Linked DNA regions of Homo sapiens: region 2 is linked to region 1. Evidence: read pairs that join two places in POLR2A ChIA-PET (ENCODE). Cell type or tissue: A673. All regions are shown on one strand. Each heading gives the region's core, and the rest is flanking DNA. Links, peaks and the distances in the headings are about the cores only. Region 1 has its middle 46 kb from the start of KRABD4. Region 2 has its middle 8.8 kb from the start of LINC01186.

Region 1 (4,401 bases), core at 261-4,260:
CAAGATAATCTCCCTTTTGCTGTATAACATAATGTCAGCACAGGAGCACTATCATATTCACACTAAAAGGGAAGAGGATTATACAAGGACAAGGTTTATTGGAATCATCTTAGAATTCTGCCTACCACAGCCTGAAGGGATAAAGGTGATAGCAATAGTGAATATGGGCAAATAGAACGTATAACAAGCTTTGAGGGTCACTTCAAAGGGACAAAACCCTTCAGATCCTCATTTCCCCAAGCCTGTGTACCGCCATTTTTAAAGGATGATATTGAACTCAGTGTATCATTCCAGGCAGCAATACTATCTCTAAAAAGTGTGCTTCCCATGGGAGCTTCCCCAGGTCCCCAAAATTCAGGAGACCTGCCCATGTTTACTTTGTCATACAGTTTATCACAGGGGACTCTGACAGGCTTTGGTGTGTTCTCCACAAGATTCCAACTTGAGAGTAGGACTGTGTCTTCTTCATTGCTGTATCCCCATGGTGCCTGTAGACAGCAGGTTCTAAATACATGTCTGTTAAACGGATGGTGTACCAAAATGATAGAACTGTTTTGTGAATCCTCGATGACATCTTCGGGTTTGATCATTGTATTAGTCCGTTCTTGCACTGCTATAAATACCTGAGACTGGGTAATTTATAAAGAAAAGAGGTTTAATTGGCTCATGGTTCTATGGGCTGTACAGGCTTCTGCTTCTGGGGAGGCCTCAGGAAACCTACAATCATGGCAGAAGGCAAAGAGGAAGCAGGCACATCTTCACATGGCCGGAGCAGGAGAAAGAGAGAAGGGGGAGGTGCTACACACTTTTAAGCAACCAGATCTTGTGAGAACTCACTCACTATCAGGAAAACAACAAGAGGGCAATAGCCCCCATGATCCAATCACCTCCCACCAGGTCCCTCCTCCAACATTGGGAATTACAATTCCACATGAGATTTGGGTGGGGACACAAATCCAAACCATATCAATCATTTTTGCTGGCTCATTAACCATTGCTTTTACTAGCATGCATAGTATTTATAAAACCCCATTTAGATGGATGAGCATTTATCAAGTACCTATTCTATGCAAAATTCATGGGAGAAACAAAAAATAATGAAGATAAAATCCCTGTCAAGGAAAGACTGGCATATAAACAATTAGAACAATGACACAAATCTGACCTTGCCGCTCCCCTGATTAAAACTCTCAGATATCCCTCAGTTGCACTTGGGTTAAAATCTAAAATCCTGGCTGGGTGTGGTGGCTCACACCTGTAATCCCAGCACTTTAGAAAGCTGAGGTAGGCAGATACCTTGAGCCCAGGAGTTCCAGGCCAGCCTAAGCAACATGACAAAACTCCATCTCTACCAAAAAAAAAAAAAAAAATTAGATGGCCTTGGTGGCATGTGCCTGTAGTCCCAGCTACTCAGGAGGCTGAGGTGGGAGGATCACTAGGCCTGGGAGGTGGAGATTGCAGTAAACCAAGATCGCACCACTGCACTCCAGCCTGGGAGACAGATCAAGACACTGTCTCAAAAAAAAAAAAAAACCTAAAATCCTTACTGAGATCTTCAAGACCTTACATGTCCTGGCCTGTTCTTCCCCTCCAGTCCACACTTCCTTATAGGCCAGCCATGCTAGACACATGTCTTTTCAGATACAAGGCCTTCAAACCAGTGGTGTGCTGGTAAATGTTTAACAATGGGTTCTCCAGAAGAAAAATAAACAAACATGATTTGTGGCATTTGTCAATTTCCACAATGCAAATACTCACACTGTGATCAATTTCAAGTTACTAATGTCTACCAGATAACAAAATTGCTGAAAATTTAACAGTTGGCTCTTGATAGCAGGTTTGAGTCAGCTCCAACACACTACTGCTTCAAACATGTTATTTCTTCTGTTTGTTCCCTGTACGAGGTTGAATAGTGTTCCTCTAAATCACGTCCACTCAGAACCCCAGAATGTGACCTCATTTGGTGACTGCATGCCATGTATCTGAAAAAAATAAAATTTATTTCTTAAAAAGAATGTGACCTCATTTGGAAATAGCATCTTTGCAGACATAACTAATTAAGGATATCGAGATGAAATCATCTTAGATTTAGGGTGGGCCCTAAACCTAATAATTGATGTCCTTTTAAGAAGAGGAGAGGACACAGAGACGCACACACAGATAAGTAGGCCATGTGGAGACAGAGATTAAAATTATGCTGTCATAAATCAAGAAATGCCTGGAGCTACCAGGAGCTGGAAGAGGCCAGAAAGAATTCTTCTGCAGAGTCACAGAGAGCATGCATGGCCTTGCTGCACTGTGATTTCTGACTTCTAGCTGCCAGAACTGTGAAAGAATAAATTTCTTGTGTTTTAAGCCACTCAGTTTATGGTATTTTGTTACAGCAGCCTTGGGAAACTAATACATCCTCCAAATTTGATCTTAGAAAATCCCTTTTCATCCATCAAGCTTCAAGTTAAACATCATTTCCTCAGAGAAGCCATTCCTAACTAAATCAGATCCGCCCCCCCACCATCAAAAGTTACATTTCTGGGCTGGGCGCGGTGGCTCACACCTGTAATCCCAGCACTTTGGGAGGCCAAGGTGGGCGGATCACCTGACGTCTGGAGTTCAAGACCAGCCTGACTAACATGGAGAAACTCTGTCTCTACTAAAAATACAAAATTAGCCAGGAATGGTGGTGCGTGCCTGTAATCCCAGCTACTCGGGAGGCTGAAGCAGGAGAATCGCTTGAACCCAGGAGGCGGAGGTTGTGGTGAGCCGAGATTGCGCCATTGCACTCCAGCCTGGTCAATGAGAGTGAAACTCTGTCTCAAAAAAAAAAAGTTACATTTCTTTTTAGCCTGTGTTATACTTCATAACAAAATATGGGAAGATAAGTACATAGATAGATGGAATTTTTTTCCATGCCTTTTTTTTTTTTAACGTGTCATGTTTTACCCCACTTGACACGAGGGCAGGGAAGGGACCTGGATCTTCTTCAATGCATATTCCCAATCCTTATGGCAGAGTTCCTGTACTTAGTACTCTTTCTTTGTTCTCACTCTCTCCTGGGTCTCCTACATCACCATCTGCTCCTCTCAGTATCCTTTGCTGTTTCCCTTTCATCTCCCCAGCCATTAAACGTTAGAAGGTCCCACAGCTCAGTCTTCAGACTTCTTTTCTTCTCTATCCACATTTACTTCCTAGGTAATTTCATCTTGTTTCATGGCTTTAACTGCCATCTGTATGCTGACAAATCCCACATTTATATCTCCCCTAAACTATAGAATTGTCTATCCAAGATGCCTACTTGTAATCTCTGCCTCTGGGTCTGTTGGAGTGTTTTATTTCTTAGTCTCGATGCAAATTACAGGTGCAGTTGTTTTGTGAAAATTCGACAAGCACTTTTCTGCTAGAATGTGATATTTCAATTAAAAATTATTTTTAAAGTAAAAAAGTTATTAACAAGTCCCAAAGCAAAACTCCTAATCTTGCCCCCCTTGCCTGTTTCTTGCACCACCTACCCCATGTTGGTATCTGGAAACTCCATTTTTCCACCTACTCAAGGCAGAAACATTGGAGGCATCCTTGACTTCTGACACCCATGTCCAATCCATCAATTCTGCAATTATGTTCTTACTTCAAAATATATCTAGAATATAACCACTTCTTACCACTTCCCAGTGCAAAACATCATTCTCTTCTCCCTTCACCAGTCAACGGTCTATTCTCAGCACTGCAGCTCCATCACTCCTCGGCTGAACACCTCCCAATGACTTCACTTCCCACTCAGAGTAAAAATCCAAGTGCTTTTCAGAGCCTGATCCTATCCCCTTATGCTTTTCCCCTCACTCACTCCACATCACTGTCCTCCTTGCTACTCCTCAAGTGAGCCAAGCACGGTCTTTTGTATTGTTACTCCCTCTGCTTAGAATTCTCTTCCCCAAAATATCTGCCTAGCTCACACCCTCCCTTCCTTAAGGTTTCTGCTCAAATGTCACTTTCCCAGTGAGGCATCCTCCAACCACTCAATACAAAATAGTAACCCACTTCTCCCTGGCACTCGTTAACTCCCTTCCCTTGCTTTTTCTTCCTCCCAATACTTATTCATTTATTGTCATGTCCACCCACTAGAGTAATAACCTCCATGAGACTGGAGACTTTATCTGTTTTGTTCACTGTTCTATCTATCCCTAGGCTTAGACCAGTGCCTGGTACATAGTAGGTACTCAACAAATAAATGAACTCAGAGGGTAGAATTAACTAAGTGTTAGAATAGATGCCTGATGAAACACTCTTGAGAATATTGAAGAGGAAGGAATTTATTCTAGAACCTGTGAAGGGGTTAGAAATCAATAATACCTCACAAAGAAACTGATATTGAAACACAGTTATGGAAAATGAATAGGACTTTCATTC
Region 2 (4,401 bases), core at 193-4,192, 83 kb before region 1:
ATTTTTTTGTAGAAACACGGTCTCACTATGTTGTCCAGGTTGGCCTCAGACTACTGGGCTCTAGCCATCCTCCTGCCTCAGCCTCCCAAACTGCTGGGATTACAGGCATAAACCACTGCACCTGGCCCTTTTTCAGCTTTAGTCTCCTCATCTGCACTTACTTCATAGGGTTGTGAGGATTAAGCAGGGTTAAGCGCACAGCACCTGGCATATAGAGTAAGATGCAGTACAATGTATCTTGGTAAATAAATATAAAGCCAGAGGGCTGTGAGAGCAAAGAGGAGTCTCAGACACTTCTGAAAGGTTTCCTACAAGATTTGCTGGAATCTCCATGGTGGGGGGAAAAGAGAAACCTGGGACCAGAAGGACCAATAAAAGAAAGGTAGAGAGACAGCTAGGAAAAGCATTATGGAAGCACTTCCTCACTAGACGGTGAGCATGAGGAAGGTGGTGAGCATGAGGAAGGTGGTAAGCAGGCGTGATTTACATCTGTATCTCCTGAGCCCATCTGAGTGCCTAAGTATAGTGAAATTAAGTAGAAATCTATTGAACTAAAAGGATCTGGAAGCCTCCCAGAACTGGAATCAATGCAAAGGAAAACAGAACAATTCTCTTCCTGATCACCAGGCTGAGGCTGGGAACAGTTAGTCACAATCACAGGTATTGTTAGGGTCATTTATGAGGTGAGTCATAAGTAATTTGTTAACAATAACAAAGCGTGGAAGTGTCCCAATGATGTGCTCCTTCACAGATTAGAGCAGATTCAAGGTTATCACTATAGCAATGATGTAGCCCAATATGCTTTGTTGAGTGAGTTTGCTCCTGAGAGTGTGTTGCACACATTTGCATACTGATTGCAATGTAGATCAAGGCAAACAAGAAAAAATAAAAACAAATGAAAGTCAACTGATTCAGGCTAGAGAAGTATTGGACCTCTTCTGATTTTCACTGTGAGCGAGAAGTCAGTTCGCTGGCTCCATCTTTCCTCCCATGACCCACAGTAGGAACAGATCGGGGGAGGAGGGCAATGCTGCCTTTATTTATAGGAAGCAGCAGAGAAATCCTTTTTAAATGATTTATTTTAATAATGTAAAAAGTGAAACCATATAATTTGTATTTTCTTAGCACTTTGTGGATTATAAATATTCTCACATGCCTTATCACTTAGATGATCAGTTTGGCTTATGTGAAAGACCTGCAGTTGAAGGCTGACTTAGCAAGGATGTCATCTAAATGGGATCTGAGGGTTGGAGTCTTTATCCATGGAATACAAACCAGCCTGTGTTAGGAATTATGTAATCCATACTTTCCCAAAAGCACACCTCACACCCAATGCATCTTTAAAAAAAAAAAAAGGTTGGAAGTGAAGGGGATCAGGATATGCCACCATAAAATATGCTATTTCGGCATAAGGATTATTTTGAGCTGAAAGCAATTGAGAATCAACTGGTGCTGCAAAAGTTCTCTGCCTCCCTTTTGTCTGCATAAAAGTAGGGCATAAATTTATCATGAAAAAGGTGCCCTCCCTTTATCAGGAAGAGAAGCATAACTCTTATCACTGAAGATGGGGAGTTGATGCTGAGATCAGTCTGCATAAACAGAATTTACTAAAATAATCCTTCTCTTCTATTAGTTCCCCCCATATATTTCCTAGTGACTTTCCCACAATTTATCACCCCTAGAAGCTCCAACTCTCTTTGCTTTTTCTAGCCACTTTCTCACAATTTATTGCCCTTCATAAAAATGATATATAAGCCCTCATTATAACCACTTCTTTGAGACTTCTTTTCTGCGAACAGTCATGTACATAAAAATACTAAATAAAAACTGTACCTTTTCTCCCGCTAATTTGTCTTTTGTCAGTTTAATTTGCAAGTCCCAGGTATTGAACCTAAGACGATAAAGGAAACGTTTTTTCTTCCACAACAGAAGGAAGGGATGGAGGAAGGAAAGGACTGAGGGAGAGAGGGAGGGAGCAAAGGAGGAAGGGAGCGAGGGAGGGAGGGAGAGAGGAAGGAAGGAAGGAAGGAAGGAAGGAAGGAAGGAAGGAAGGAAGGAAGGAAGGAAGGAAGGAAGGAAAATGTTTTTCTTTTATTTGTCTGACACTCAAGCAACTTTGGGATTGTATCTCTTGGCTTCCAGTTTGTCCTCCAGTCTCACAAGGCAGATAATAGCAGGAAGGCCTAGATGCTGACCATGGAAACCTGAAATACATAGTTGAGGGCATATCACTTTCTCTCCAGAACCAAAGCCTTTACCCTGTTCTCCCACAAAGCCTCCTAGAGTCCACATCAGCCCCACATCAGCACTCAGTAGAGACTGGCTCTAAATCTCTCATCACCGTGGGTTGTCACACCTAGATAAGTCCTGTGATTTAAACAGTGACCTTTTCAAATGGCTTTGCCACTTAATTACACAGACTGTACACTTATGAGTAAAAAGAAACATACCTCCACGTACAATCACTGAGACAGACAAGGTAGAATTCTTTATTTATTATTATTTCAGGATTTTGATGTGATTGTTTGGTATCTGCTAGACTCAATGGACATGTAACTTCACAACTGAAGACTTCTTTTACTTCATTTCACACCCCGCAACATGCCAGTTATTTTTCTAAAATACAAATCTTTTTATGTCATTCACCAACTCAAAATTCTTCGGTGGTTAATTCCCCCATTGTCTATAGAGAAAAATTATAATTCTTTAGCTTGACATACAAATCCCTTTCAATATTTGAATCCTGCCAAATTTGTAGCCACAACTACCAATAGTCTACTCCTCCCCATCCCCCACAATAACATATTAACTCCAGTCATATCATATTAGTTCTGATTCCCTGAAAAACACCATGATTTTAAGGTAGAAGTCTTTATTCCCATTTTAGTGAATGTGATTCACTCCAATACCTTCATCCCCTAACAGGACTGTAAACATCTTGAGGCCTTTGATCATGTCTTTTTGCATTCTTTGCAATGCCTTGGCTAGAGCTAGACACATAATGACAAATGTTAAATGGTTACCTATAGAAACATTGGCCTCCCTTGGTTTTATTAAATTCTTGCTACCAAGTTTTTGGTGCTGTTATTGTTTTTTTGGGCTATTTCTCTGCCTGAGTGCTATCCTTCTATGAGGACACCCCAAATGGAAGTATACTATGGGTAACTATTTTAAAAATAAACAAATCAGCAAAGTAAAACCCAGGCAGGCTGAAGCCAAATGTATCACTTCTTGCACATGCTAATGGGTGGCATGGGGCACCGTTTGCAAGAGACAGTTACAAAGTTCTAACTTACTTATCTAGTAATGTATTTACAATGAATCCTTTGTAGCAACAGATCAAAGAACAGCATTTATTAACCTATATCTGTATTTGATTGTACAGCAAATTAGCACAAACACACACCCAGAGATCAGCTTCAATTTCCTCATGCAACACTGGCTCTCTAAAGAGAAATAAATTTTCTGACCCAGAACAAAGTTTTGGAAAGACAAATTTTTGAAAAACAAGCATTTATAACGGCATTTATAATGTTAATGGGGTTCAACTTGAAAAATTACCCAATTGGCTCATGAGAAAACATACTTCTTTAATAAACTGCTATGAGTGGGAGTGGGCAGGAGTTGGGGAGAGAAACAGTGGAAGTAGTGAGAGCATGATAAGTGAAGCAAAGAAGAAGACGTGTGTGTGTGTGTGTGTGTGTGTGTGTGTGTGTGTGTGTGTGTGTGTGTGTAGACCTGTACACAAAACCTCCATTATTTTTATGCTTTCATTTCTACACAGCCAGATAATGTCAGGTAAAAGTATAACTTATGACTCAGTCAGAGCAATGCTTTTGCTTTGATATATCGATGTTGGCTGAGTCAAGTAAGGGTGGAGATGGCAAGAGAAAGATAATAAGTAGCAAATATATGTGTTCAGCGGAAAGACAAAGCTCTCACTTTGAAGAGCTGAGTTCAGAGGTTTCAAAGGGCACACAGGAAATGCTCCAACAGCATAAACTGGGCCCCAAGCGCCATTCCAGCCAACTTTCAGCCCTCCACATGGCTTTATCTGATCTCATGATTCTCTGTCTCCAGAACCAAAGTACCCACAAAGAAGAATGGCTTTGTGATAAAAATCAGATCAGGGCTTCGATCACTTTTATGATCACTAGAGACCTGGAGGTATAGAGATGAGAAGGTAAAAGGCAGACAGTCAGACTATGGTGGGTTCCCCTGAGTTATGGGGAAAGTTATAAATTATTTACTAAGGCACACACAGTGCCTGTTTTTATGACGAATATAATAGCCTGAATACCAAAAGAAAAACTAAATTGAGCTCTGAATCAGGTCTGAAAAACATTACAAACCCATCTCTATCTTTCAAAACTATATACAAGACAGCATTTTGGTAATTTG

Evidence for each region. Peaks named below come from ENCODE experiments on the same cell type or tissue, not always from the same donor. Only the 100,000 strongest peaks of a DNase experiment are listed, where the experiment ranks them.
Region 2: POLR2A ChIA-PET joins it to region 1 with 12 read pairs; 2 of 35 experiments call an interaction of 5 or more read pairs at or near these places.

What each region holds. Positions count from the first base shown.
Region 1 is chrX:46,399,097-46,403,497 of GRCh38, forward strand. No RefSeq gene overlaps it. Among named protein-coding and RNA genes, the nearest start is that of KRABD4, 46 kb to the right of the region's middle. In A673, for the core only: no CTCF peak of the experiment used is centred there; no DNase peak of the experiment used is centred there.
Region 2 is chrX:46,316,659-46,321,059 of GRCh38, forward strand. No RefSeq gene overlaps it. Among named protein-coding and RNA genes, the nearest start is that of LINC01186, 8.8 kb to the right of the region's middle. In A673, for the core only: no CTCF peak of the experiment used is centred there; a DNase peak (open chromatin) is centred at 2,093; H3K4me3 peaks cover 157 bases; H3K27ac peaks cover 3,955 bases.